Regions from separate parts of the Homo sapiens genome. Here regions 2 and 3 are each linked to region 1. Evidence: chromatin contacts called from ENCODE Hi-C or POLR2A ChIA-PET data. All regions are on one chromosome and are shown on one strand. The core of a region is the stretch at or near the end of the contact, and the rest is flanking DNA. Distances in the headings are between cores, read along the strand shown.

Region 1 (4,232 bases), core at 478-2,977:
CCTGCCAGTTCCTCCTCCAGAGAAAAATAACTTTTCTGTTCAATCAGAGTCTGCACTATCACTGCCTTGTGCTGGCCTGATCAAAAGACATCTTTAGAGGTAATAAAAAAAAAGTGGGGGCGGGGGGCCTCTTGCACAGGACATTAAAGGCTGCTGTTTTCCAGAGAAATCTTCTGAACACATTCTTTGCGTCCCAGCCTGGTGACCTTGTTTTCAAGTGTCAGGTTCAGCCTCCCCGCCTTTGGAGGACTTTTCCAGTGCGCTCCGGCAGCCAAGGAGCAACTACTTCCCCTCAGCGCACGCCCCCTCCTGAGGTAGCCAGAAGCACCCGCCGTCCCGCGGCCCCCGGCCTCCCCCGGCCATCCGGGCTTCCCGCAGCGCAGAGAAGCACCGCGAACTTTCTCTGCTCCACGCGCCGGCCCAGGTTGGGGGTGTGGGGGAGGACGGCGACCGCAGCCTCCAGACGACTGTGGCCAGCGCAGGCTGGGCCTCCCCTCCCCAGCTTGGGGCGGCCCGCGGCCCACGTCCCGCACCTCGGCCCGCGAAGCCCCCTCCTCCTGCTCCTCCCGGCGCCCACTCCCCGCGGCGCGGGCCGCGCGCCCGTTACCTGCCGAGCGCCGGGGGGCCTGCTGCTTCCTCCTCGGCATGCTGCTCGGCCGCCGCAGCCGTCGCCTCAGCCGCCGCCGGAGTTCGCGGGGCGCGGGGACGCGGGGCCCCGGGCGCGGGCGCAACTCCGCGGCGCGCCCAACTTTGGCCTCGTCCCCGCGGGCTCCGGGCTCCGGGCGCGCCGCGGACCGCGGGGAGCCGCTCGCATGGACCGCCGCGCCCGGGGCCGCTCAGGAGGCGGCGGCGGCGGCCGCGCGGCCCGCTTCCCGGCGCCGGGCTGCGGGCGGAGCGCGCGGGGCCTGGGCGCCGAGCCCGGAGTCATCCCCGGCGCGGGCCGCGGGCGCAGCAGCGGGCGCTCGGCGGGCCGGCCCGCGGCCCGCGCTCCATGCTGCCGCCTCCCCGCCGCCGCGCTGCTGCTGGGCGGGCGCTCCTCCCGGCGCGCCGCTCCGGGCGCTCCCCTGCGCCTTCTTCCGCGAGCCGAGAGTCGCCGAGCGCAACTTTCTCTCCCCCTCTCTCCTCGCTGTTTGGGGGTCGCGGCGAGTGTTTTTAGTGCGCGGGTCGCAGCTTTCTCATTGTGCGCCAGCGAGGCCGATGCAGGCTGTCCTTTTCCTCCCCGCACTTAGTCTAAGAGGAAGAAAGCAAACAAGACAGAGGAGTGAAGCCCCCGTACATACATGCGCCGGGGGGAGATGTCAGGCGCTGCTCCACCTTCCAAACAGTCACAGATCAAACAGTGTCACCCCGCCGGAGCGCCACTTGGTGCCCCGCGCTTCCACCCGGGGGGCTTGGCCGCCAGGATCGCCGCTTCTTCCAATGCGAAATCTAATGCAAACACATTTTGATCATGGATTTTTGGCCGGTCTTGATCTTCCAACAGAAAAAAATTTGAAAAATACACAAAAAGCACCCCCCCCTCCAAGAAAAAAAAAAGGCAACAACAACCCGGAGAGTGTGTGCAAAGGGGGTGAAGAGCAGACATTCACTGGGTGGGCGAGATGAGCGTGGACTGTCCCCCCCCCCCTCAAACTCCTGGGAGAGAGGGAGATGCACTCTCGCTCTCTCCTCTTTTCAGTGAAATATAACACACATTCGGATCGCAGAGCTTTCAGACAGTCTCAACTGATAGACAGACACATCGAGCTGCTTTTCCTGCTTCAGTTTTTACTCCTCCTCCTCTCGCCAACGTCACCCTGACAATTACAAATAGGTCTCTCACAAACCATACCTGTCAATCTTTTTAATTGCTTTGTTTTCTTTTTTTCGGAGCTAAACAATATGACAAAAAAAAGAAATCTTAATACAGCATAACATAAAAGATTGTACATTGGAGGAATTCATTCAGTGTTGTTATTGTAACCCACTGGCTGATACCGGGTAAAACCCATATGCTCTAAGTTAAGTAGACATTAGTTCCTGCAGATTTTTAAACCTGTTAGTTCCCCCCCAACACACACACATACACATACACACACTTGCACATTCATACACACGCAACCACGTGCATCCAAACTACCCTTGGGTGAAGCATGTCCTACATTTGGGGGGAAAAATATCTGTGTCGCTTTTGCAATCTCAGGTTGGGGGGTTAGATTTGGCTGGGGAGGAGCCCAGAGTAGCTTTTATATTTTGGTAATTCGTGGGTAACTGAAAAGCAAGATATTTTTAAAATTAAATTTTACAATTTAAATAAAAATGTAAAGATGGACTTAGTTCATCACAGAAAAGTGTGGAAATATTTAATTTGGCCCCTCTATAAAAAGTGAATTGACATTTGGTCCATGCACGCCAGTAGGGAGAAAACGGACACGATGGAACGACAGATCTTTCTAGCTGGGTTCGAAAATGAGGTCCTCACACAGCAGTGCAACGTCTCCAATTCAGTTAAGTCCCTCGGCATCCCCACGTAGAACTTTAAAATGTGTCTGTGCTCTGGGAATTTGGCCTTCTGGTTTTCTATATGTGTGTTCTCTCCCAATGGGAAACCTGTAACAGTCTTGTAGATCTACTTAAAACATTCATGGAAAAACATGAAATCTAGGCCAAAATAAATAAAATGGCTTAGTTCCTGCAACTTGCATGGGACAGACCGTGGACAGAAAGCACGCGCAAGGGGTTCCGGGGACAGGAAGCCACCAGCCTGGGGAGCGGGAGGCACTGGACATTTCCCCGCCCCGCGGTCGGTACGGGTGCGCGTGCGGCAGCGGCGGCAGGGGCTCCCCGCCCTGCCCGGGGTCCCCGGTCGTGCCCCGCCGCCCGGGCCGCGCTCGGGGTTGATTCGTACCACCTTGCAAGGAAGTGAACGCTTCGCACGGGAAGGGGAGGCGCCTGCGCCGGCCGCCGCGCAGCTCCGGGGACGCCCGGGGCTGCCGCCGGCTCGGGGCCGCAGACGACCGCGGGACGCGCGAGTCCCCCGTCCCCCCTTGCCCGCCGTCCCCCCCGCCACCCTTGCCCGAGAGGAGTCAAATCCGGCTTTTAGAGCTCGGGGAGGGTGGGGATATCCGGTGCCTCTCCCGCGCCAGGAGGAAGGGGGAGGGCGGAGAGGATCCTTGGCCAGTCTGCGCCGAGCAGATTCAAACCAAAACAAAAAGATTAAAGGAGCAGCGGCCGGGGCGGCAGCGGTCCCCAGGCCGGGACACCCGGGGTGGTGCGCCCGGGTTCGCGGGGGCTGCGCCGGCGCCGGGGAGGCGGGGGGAGCGGGAGCGGGCGACGCGGGGAAGGGGGGAGCCAGGGGGAGGGCGCCGGCCGGAGGAGGGGCGGACCCGCCCGCCCTAGCCGAGCAGAGCACAGCCGAGCCGAGCGGCCCGGGCGGGGGCCGACCCCGGCCAGCGTCGGCGCAGAGAGCGGGCGGAGGCGCAGGCCATGCTGCGGCTGGTGCCCACCGGGGCCCGGGCCATCGTGGACATGTCGTACGCCCGCCACTTCCTGGACTTCCAGGGCTCCGCCATTCCCCAAGCCATGCAGAAGCTGGTGGTGACCCGGCTGAGCCCCAACTTCCGCGAGGCCGTCACCCTGAGCCGGGACTGCCCGGTGCCGCTCCCCGGGGACGGAGACCTCCTCGTCCGGAACCGGTGAGCCCGGCGCCCCCCAACCCCACGCCCCCGTTCTCGCCCCGGGCTCGCGCCGCGCCGCGCCGCTCCCGCAGTCCCCAGCCCGCCCGCGTGCCCACACTCCGGCGCGCGCTCGGGCGCACAGCCTGAGTTTGCGAGATCCCGGGAAGTTGAACCCGCCGCCATCTGGCGAAGGCGAATGTGATGTGACTGTTGCTGGTGTGAATATCCGATGCCACCGAACGTCCTCATAACTGAGGGTTATTTTAATTTGGGATTCCCCTCCCCTCCTCCAGCCCTCCCTCCTCCCCCTCCCGCTCCCGAAATAAAACCGACGGGACCCAGAAGGGGAGGCTCCCCGCCGGGCCGCCCGCGCGCACCCACAGTTCCTGCGTTGACATAATCTTTAGGGTGGAGCGGGAGCAGCCTGGACGCAAACTGCGACGTTTAGGTAAACGTGCTTCGGAGGAAGGAGGCTGGGACCCGGCTGGCTTTCCCTGTTCCCTCCAGGTTGGCAGCCGCCTCGCAGTGGCGGAGCCTGTCGTTGGATGTGTGGGTGTGCACCTCGCCGGTGTTGTC
Region 2 (4,232 bases), core at 1,266-3,765, 840 kb after region 1:
TGCATCTCTCTCTCTCCAAAAAATTGTGTTCGTTCTCATCTCTCCACCTCCAGCTCATCTTATCTAAGCCACCATTGCATGTTGCCTGTATTATTTCAACAGCCTCCTCATGGTCCTCCTGCCTTCTGTTTTGTACATGCATAATCGGTTCACTACATGTCACCCAGAATAGCCCCTGTACTCCACTCACTGCATCCAGCCTTGACTGGCCTGCGTGATCTTGCGTCTGTCTGCCTTTTAGATCTCATCTCTACGGCTTTCCCATGGGCTCCCGACACACTGGCCACTCGGGCCTTCTTGCTCTTCCTCTAGCACCCCAAGTTTCTCACCGCAGCCTTGGCACGCGTCGCTCCTGTTTGGAACATTCTGCTCTGTTCATATGGCTGCCTCTTTCTTACCACTGGGGACTCGGCTCAAATGCCACTTCAATTTAAAGGTGGTTCTCCCTTCACTTTCACCTCTAGGGTCCAGAGAAACTTACACATATGCAAATCACACACAAACAAAAACAAACAAATGACAACTGGGGATGATCCAAATTCCTTCAATAGTGGACTAGATAAATTATGGTAGATTCATATGATGAGACTGTATATCTAAATGAAAATGGATAAACTACAACTAAGGCATTGACAGGGTTGAACCTCAAAACATAATGTTGAGAAAAAGAAAAAAGTCACAGAAAAACACATACAGTATTGAGTCCATTTAGATGACATTCCGATGTACTGTATAGAGATGGATACATCAGTGGTGAAACTCTAAAGAAAAGCAAGGGCGACCCCTGGAAGAGCTCTTAGGAAGCTTCTGAAGTTCCTGCGGGGGTCTGTCTCTCAGCCTGGGTGAGAGTGCAAGGTCTCTGTTTCATTATTATTCACTATTATTCTTTCAGTTGTACACATGACTGCATGAACTCTTTTGAATCCATTATATTCTTCACAATAAAATTTTTTTAAAAGAAACAAGGGGAAGATGGAAATATACCAAGTGACATAGTGGTATTTGCTCATAATCATTGTGTGAGTGGGAACAGCATAGCATCCTCATATTTCAGCTCCCTCCCTGACAAGTGAAGGCGCTGGGCTCACAAGGAGGAAGATCCCTTTCTGTTCTGTGTCCTGTGACTCAGTCAACCGCAGGCAGGCTTGACAGAATCTTGAGGGGACATCTGGGGCATCTCCATACTCTCCTTGCAGAATTACTATTTAATTAAAACCAGTTCAGGCAAGAGAGAACCAATCTGATTTGGAAACCCCACCCCTCCCTTTCCCCAGGAAGAAATTACACAGCCTGGTTATATCATCAGCTTTAAGTGTCTGAAAATTCTTTCTCTTGACTTACACAGATTTTCCACAATTTGGAGCCTCTCTCCAAACAATGTTACAACACATTCAAGGCTGGCAAAATTTTGGAGGACTAAATCTAAATGGAGCTGCCTGTCAAAATGTCACAGTTCCCATAAGACAATGGAAATCTATATTCTTTCCTAGACACGACAGGGCCAAGATGCTACAGATAGGGGAGGTGTGTGTGTGTACACAGGTCTGTGAAGAGGTGAGCAGCAAGGAGTGCTGGTTGATGTTCTCCTTGGCCAAATAAAGTTGTGAAGTTGATGGCAAATGCCATGTTCAGTGATCCCTGAAAGTAGAACCTGCCTGCTGTGTGTTAGTATTCCTATCCGGCAGGGAAACTCAAAACCATATGTTTCAATATAAATATTTTCTGATAATTTAGAGTAAGTATTCTGTTTCTCAGAGCCCCAGAATGGAACCGCACTTGAAATCAGGTTAACTAGAGCTAAATTTAATCATTGTGTGACCCGATTGACTATATGCAACCTGGGGTATTGAATATCCTCCTTTATGTTGTTTTTATTCTCAATTTCATCTACTTATTTCCTTAGGGACCACAGAGCAATAGTAGGCAGCAAAGTAATGAAATGTGGTAAATCTGGTTAAAGAGAAATTTAACTAAAAATACTTTCCTTTGTTTCATCTCCACAGCCTTGTACATAGTGTGGTTTACTTTGGTTTACAAAGTCCTAAAGTTCTTGGGAGGAAAATGGCTGAATTTATTGCTCTGGGAAATACCAAGCTTACTCAATTTTACAATATATAAAAGTTCTTTGTTTTATAGATAAGCCATAAAAATCTCAGTTGTAACCATTAGCTGTCATTTACACTGGGAGCCGTAGCAAGTTTACCACATTTCCTGGGGACCTTCTGAGGCGGTGGATCACATGGCCACGTGCGTCGGGGGCTCTGTCAGTCCCCCGGCTTCCCCGCCTGCAAAACAACTGCCTGGCTGGGGACTGGGGATTGGCAGGAAAATGTGTTACTGCTCGATGGACTTTGGATCCTTGATCACAATCTCTGAGGGCCAATCATCTCTGCTGATAACTGAGGAGTGTTTACGCTTGTTTCTCAAAAAGTTCTCAGTGCTGTAAACTAGGAAGATTTCAGGGCACTGGCCCAAGCCGATTAAGAGTGATTCCCGAGGACAACAGAGGAGAAGTGGGGAAGGCACTCCCTGACTATACAGCTAACTTCAGGAGCGGCTTTTCAAATAGATCAGCTCCAGGCACTGCCCTCAAAGCCTCGGTCACCCCTGAGTGAAGTGAGAAGTGAGTTTACATGGGAACAAGGAAGGACAGAAAAGACGGAGAGCTACTAATCTGAAGAAAGGTTTTCAAAGGAGTTGTATGTACATACAGCGGAGACTGCTGACACCCATGAAAATGACCATGTGAACGTGCCTTCTAGGTCCTTCCTTTAAATCACATTTTTCTGTTTGTTTCGTTTTTTGAGACGGAGTTTCACCCTTGTCACCCAGCCTGGAGTGCAGCGGCACGATCACCGCTCACTGAAACCTCCATCTCCCGGCTTCAAGCAATTTTCCTGCCTCAGCCTCTCAAGTAGCAGGGATTACAGGCACACATCACTATGCCCAGCCAATTTTTACATTAAAAAAATTTTTTTTTTAATTTTTTATTTTTTGAGATGGAGTCTCGCTCTGTCACCCAGGCTGGAGTGCAGTGGCGTGATCTCCGCTCACTGCAACCTCTGCCTCCTGTGTTCAAGTGATTCTCCTGCCTCAGCCTCCCAAGTAGCTGGGATTACAGGCGCCTGGCTAATGTTTGTATTTTTAGTAAAGATGGGGTTTCACGATGGCAGCCAGGCTGGTCTTGAACTCCTGACTCCTGACCTCAGGTGATCTGCCCACCTTGGCCTCCCAAAGTGCTGGGATTACAGGCGTGAGCCACCATGCCCGGCCTAGATCACGTGTTTTTAAACACTTCTTGAAAGTAGCGACATACTGTGTGGCTTAGCAGGGAGAATACCGCGCTAAGCATTGAAAGATCCGATTCTTGCTCTGTGTGTCACCGGCCTGCTGAACTGACCTCAGGCAGAGGTCACCTTGCCTCTCACAGCCTTGGCTTTCTTTCCAGGCTGCCAGGCATGGCAATACCACATGGCTCCTGCCACCCAGGACTGGCTCAGGAGGCCAGCACGGCCCAGAGAGAAGTAAAAGGGCAATTACAAAACCAAGAAAGTCCCGTGAAAGGGAAAAGACAGGGTACTGGGAAGGGGGCACCTAACCCTGACTCAGGTTGACCAGGCTCTTGTATGTTAGCAACACTGGGGGGAGTTAACTGGGGAAAGAAGCCCTGGCATTTTGTCATTTCCCAATCTTGAGATAACAGTTAGATCAGTGTTTCCCATGGAGTGGGTGGACTTGGTAAGAACACAGGTTTCCCCAGAGTTTCTGAGGAATCTGTTTTGGGTAGTAAGGCTTCAGAGCTTTGTTCTCCTCCTATGCAAAGTGAGGTGAGAGTGAGCCCAGTCTAATTTGCACAGTCTAATTTGCCAGACATTTTCTCATATTTTTCATATGACTGTTCTCAAGGGCTTACCTAGCCATTTTGCTTGCAAACCCTGGTTCTTGACCTTGTTCCTACACTGCACCACTGTGTTAGTTATCTATTGCCATGTAACAAATTAACCCCAACATCCAGTGGCCGAAAACAGCCGTGAATATTTATTCCTTGCTGTTTCTGTGGGCCAGGGATTTGATTGAGGCTTGGCTATGGGAACAGATGACACAGGCCACACGCAGAGGAAGGTGGGACTCCGTGGGAGCCATCCTGGAGGCCCGCAGTAACCCTGCTGTGATTAATAAGATGCTGGGTGGACTTGCCTCCCATCTATCCATGTTTCCCGTTTTCAATACTG
Region 3 (4,232 bases), core at 730-3,229, 800 kb after region 1:
GTCTGCTGTGTGGGCACCCAGGAGGGGCTAGGCACAAGGCTGGATCCTAAAAATGGAAGGAGAGGCAGAGATTACCCCTTCCACGGTCCAGGGAACCGCAACAGCTCTCAGACTCGAAGCGCCCACTGCTAGCACCAGGACATAACGTCCTTGGGTTTTCCTTTCAAGCTCAACTTGGTTATATTATGAATTGAGAATTCCAATTCTGCCCCCATAACCCCCATGGTGAACGGAGCTGATAGGGAGATCAACCGCTCACAGAGTGGCCCTGCTCCAAACACATAAATATGCTCCATAAAGTAACAAAATGTTTGGAAATTCAGATCCTCGCTTGAAATTCTCTAGCACCAGAATGAAGGCAACTCCAAGCCACAGCTGAGAACCAAGATGGGAACTCAGTGGACTGTGAAGCGCTCAGAGCTCTGCCTCCACCTGCCTGGAGGAAGGAGTTGAGCCCACAGCTGTCCTCTGTCCCCTGCCTCATGCCCCACACTCCACACAGAGCTGGGATTTGTCATTCATGAGGGAGCCAGGAGGATCGCCCCAACTGTGATCTGGGAGTTAGAAAAATCCACCCATCTGACGGGGGACACAGCTCAGAGGCATCCCCTCCACGCCAGGAGTGGAAAAAGCATTGGCAGAATCCTGGGCCAGTTGAAGGTGCGGGCTCTGAATTCACACTGCCTATAAGCTGAGAAAAGAACACAGGAAACTGGCCCAGAGATGAGGAAACCTGGGGGCTCTGCGGATGTCCCACGCCCCAGGGCAGGTGTGTGTCTACATATGGAACTAGCTCACACTGAAGCCAAGTATTACACATCACGTGGGGAACAAACTGCCTGGTGCCAGTGGCTGGATGTAGCAATGAGAATAAAGCACACCCTGGAAGGATCTGGAAGAGATGTCAACAAAACTGTGCTTGAAGTCTCAGGAGAGGGGATGAAAAAAGTACAGGCAAAATTAAAAAGGAACGAGTAGGAATTCTATTAAGAAATGCAGTTGTGATCATGAAAACTCAACTGATGCACTGCACAGTAAACCAGCCGCGACTGAAAGCATGTGCGAGTGGGAAGGCAGGTCTGCAGAAGCTACCAGGAACATGGGACAGGACGCGGCAGAGGGAACCGCAGGAGGGACACAGAACAGCATGGGACACGAAAGGAAAACTTCCAACACATGCCCAGAGGAAATGTAAACTGGCTTAGACATAATCGAACCCATAGAACTTCCTTCAGAGGGAAGGCATGCAGAGAATGGGAAAGACAAAGTATTTGAAAAAATAAAGGCTAAAAATTTTTAGAATTTTATATTTTTATTTTTTTGAGTCAGAGTCTCGTTCTGTCGCCCAGGCTGGAGTGCAGCAGTGCAATCTCAGCTCACTGCAACCTCCGCCTCTCTAGTTCAAGCAATTCTCCTGTCTCAGCCTCACAAGTAGCTGGGTTACAGGCCCCCCCACACCAAGCCCAGCTAATTTTTTTTTTTTTTTAAGCAGAGACGGGGTTTCGCCATGTTGGCCAGGCTGATCTGGAACTCCTGGCCTTAGGTGATCCACCTGCCTCGGCCTCTCAAAGTGCTGGGATTACAGGCTTCAGACACCATGCCTAGCCATGTTTTAAAATTTAAGAAAGACTTAAGTCTTCATGTCAAAAAGCATGTGAGGTCCGAATCAGGAAAAACAGAAGCAACCTCACACTTAGACTCATCATAACTATTAAATATCAAAGATAAACTTCAGAGAAAAATGGCACATCTCTTACCACGGAATGACAATTAGAGTAATACCAGATTTCTCATCGACAATACAGGCTGAGTATCCCTTACCCACAATGCTTGGCACCAGAATGGTTTCAGATCCTGACTTTTTTTGGATTTTGGAATATTTGCATTATACTTACGCATTGAGCAGGCGTGGTGGCGGGCACCTGTGGTCCCAGCTACTCAGGACGCTGAGGCAGGAGAATGGCGTGAACCCGGGAGGCAGAGCTTACAGTGAGCCGAGATCATGCCACTGCAACCCAGTCTGGGCGACAGAGCGAGACTCCGTCTCAAAAAAAAAAAAAAAGCCAAAATCCTCCAGTGAGGGTTTCTTTGAGCATCATGTCTGCACACATAAGTTTCAGGTTTTGGAGCATTTCAGATTCTTGGCTTAAAGATGCTCAACCTATATTAAACACCAGCAAATAACATTTTTTTTTAATGAGACAAAATAGCTTTCATCCTCGAATTGTGTACTCAGCTAGCTTATCCTTCAAGAGTGAGGGTGAAATAAAGACATTTGCAGTCTAAGATGTTTGCCAGGCCATGCCCTCTGTGAAAGAATGACCAACGGGTATATCCAAGAATGGGATTGGTTTCTGGGAGCAGTGAGTGAGAGAGGCACACAGGAAGAAAAGAAGTCAATAGCATAAGGTAGGAAACCTAGATAAGTTTTAGCTCTTAAAAATGACTGATTTAGGGAAACAAGAATGGAACTAAGATAATAAAAAATGATGTGGGAAGTAGGAGGGAATGTGGAGTGAAGACATTCTGAGGGAGTGGGTTTTTTTTTTCTTTTTTAAAGAAAATAATAGAAATTTTCATTAGCTTTAATTTTGAGTGAGAGGAAATGAATTCCAGAGTATTCAAGGGAGACCTATTCTCCAAAGGGAGGGAAAGACTTTTAGCTTAACTAGGAAAATCTAAGTAAACTAGACCACATTGGGAGAGAAGCCAAGCTGTCACCCATTATCAAAATTAAAATTCCATCCTTTTCACGGCTTGTATGTCTTCTGTTTCATCAAGAAATATGCAAATGGTTCTGACCACTTGGATGCCATTTTAGGGAAATGTGAGTTGTGTTTATTTAAGTTTAGCTAAGGAGATTGGCAATAGGAGTGCTCATACTCCCCAGGATTGTAGTGGAAAATTGGAAGATGGGTCGTGGGCTGCTTGCTAGATGCCATTTGAAGCTGGGAATCTGGCGGCGACTCACTAGGCGCCAATACCTGCCACCCAGGTGTAGGCAGGTGTTGTGACCATTGAGTAGGAAAGAGAGAAACAGGTGTGACATACACCTTATCAATAATCCTGGGTGGAATCAGTGTTGAATAATGAATCACATACAATAATTAATATATGCTAAATTGTCTTAAGCCTTTTTTTTAGCATGACAGCTTGGGAAGAAGCCCCAGAAACCAGAACCTCTGAACTGGAAAAGGCTGCTATTCCTGATGTCTTTTCATCCAGAGCAGTTTGATCCAGAGCTATCTGGACAGAATATTCTGGAATGTTGAGCCTGCCCATAGGGGCAGGTAAGTATGGGGTTAACATTTAGAGGTTTTAAGATTAGGTATGTGTGTTAAAATAGAAATCGAAACTGTAACTGTCTAACAAAGAGAGAAAGAGGAAAACTAAAGAAACCTTGATAAATTCAATTTTAAAAAAGGAAATGATGAAGAAAGGAGCCAAATACGAAGCAAAGCAAATAGAAAACAAAAATGCCACAGTGGGGAGAAATCCTCACCACCCTGGATGAAAGTCCTAGCCAATGCAGCAACATAAGAAAAAGAAATCAAAGTTTAAGTACGAGAAGAAAGAAAGAAAACTGTCATTATTTTTTGGATCATATGATTGTCTAAGTGGAAAACAAAAAGAATTTGTTTTCAGAAAACTCACTGGATGAACCTGGAAGACATTACACTAAGTGAAATAAGCCAGACACAGAAAGACAAATACTGCACGACCTCGCTTTCATGTGGAATCTAAAGAAGTCAAACTCTGAGAAGCAGAGAATAAAGTGGTGGTTATGAGGGCTGGGGGTATGGGGAGATACTGGTCAAAGAGTACATAGTTTCAATTAGGATGGATACATTTAAAACAAAACCCCAAATTAAAAAACAAAAAGAACCAATTAATTGTATTAAATGCAGCAGTTTTGCTGGAAGCAACAAGTGGTTAGAAAATGTAATTGAAAGAGTTGCCATTTATAACAGTAACAACAAGAACAAAATAAAGTAGCAATAAATTTAACATAAGGTGTGTATATCCTTTCTGCAGAAAATTACATAATTTTAAAAAAGGATAGAAAGGAGCCAGGTAGCTCACACCTGTAATCCCAGCATTTTGGGAGGCTGAGGCGGGCGGAGACCAGCCTGGCCAACACGGTGAAACTCCGTCTGTAATAAAAATACAGAAAATTAGCCAGGTGTGGTGGCGGGTACTTGAAATCCAACTACTCAGGAGGCTGAGGCAGG

What was found. Hi-C counts contacts between places; a loop is a spot of excess contacts on that map. ChIA-PET counts read pairs that join two places held with the same protein, here RNA polymerase II (POLR2A). Pooled maps may share reads with other maps.
Region 2: a map of naive thymus-derived CD4-positive, alpha-beta T cell shows a loop between it and region 1 (7-fold over the local background). The contact joins the enhancer-like site here to the promoter of TSHZ1 in region 1. A Hi-C loop is called at or near these places in 4 of 168 maps with a recorded cell type or tissue (CD4-positive, alpha-beta T cell, CD4-positive, alpha-beta memory T cell, CD8-positive, alpha-beta T cell and 1 more) and 8 of 50 pooled maps. POLR2A ChIA-PET finds 5 or more read pairs at or near these places in 5 of 52 experiments (T-cell, activated CD4-positive, alpha-beta T cell, activated naive CD4-positive, alpha-beta T cell and 1 more).
Region 3: a pooled map shows a loop between it and region 1 (13-fold over the local background). The contact joins the promoter of LINC01922 here to the promoter of TSHZ1 in region 1. A Hi-C loop is called at or near these places in 1 of 50 pooled maps. POLR2A ChIA-PET finds 5 or more read pairs at or near these places in 2 of 52 experiments (PC-9 and activated CD4-positive, alpha-beta T cell).

Annotation. Positions count from the first base shown.
Region 1 is chr18:75,208,292-75,212,523 of GRCh38, reverse strand. It overlaps TSHZ1 (teashirt zinc finger homeobox 1), which reads right to left and starts at 1,727. Exons shown (of 2, transcript NM_001308210.2): 1 at 608-1,727. The coding sequence starts at 647. It overlaps PTGR3 (prostaglandin reductase 3), which reads left to right and starts at 3,385. Exons shown (of 2, transcript NM_175907.6): 1 at 3,385-3,674. The coding sequence starts at 3,466. RefSeq lists silencers at 414-733, 2,671-3,710, 3,736-3,911 and enhancers at 1,616-1,910, 2,950-3,880.
Region 2 is chr18:74,367,319-74,371,550 of GRCh38, reverse strand. No RefSeq gene overlaps it. Among named protein-coding and RNA genes, the nearest start is that of LINC01922, 40 kb to the left of the region's middle. Within about 2 kb of position 2,515, at least 3 of the 41 ENCODE cell types and tissues checked have a DNase peak (open chromatin) inside an H3K27ac peak, as active enhancers do.
Region 3 is chr18:74,407,195-74,411,426 of GRCh38, reverse strand. LINC01922 (long intergenic non-protein coding RNA 1922) reads right to left here and starts at 1,979. Exons shown (of 2, transcript NR_131977.1): 1 at 1,896-1,979.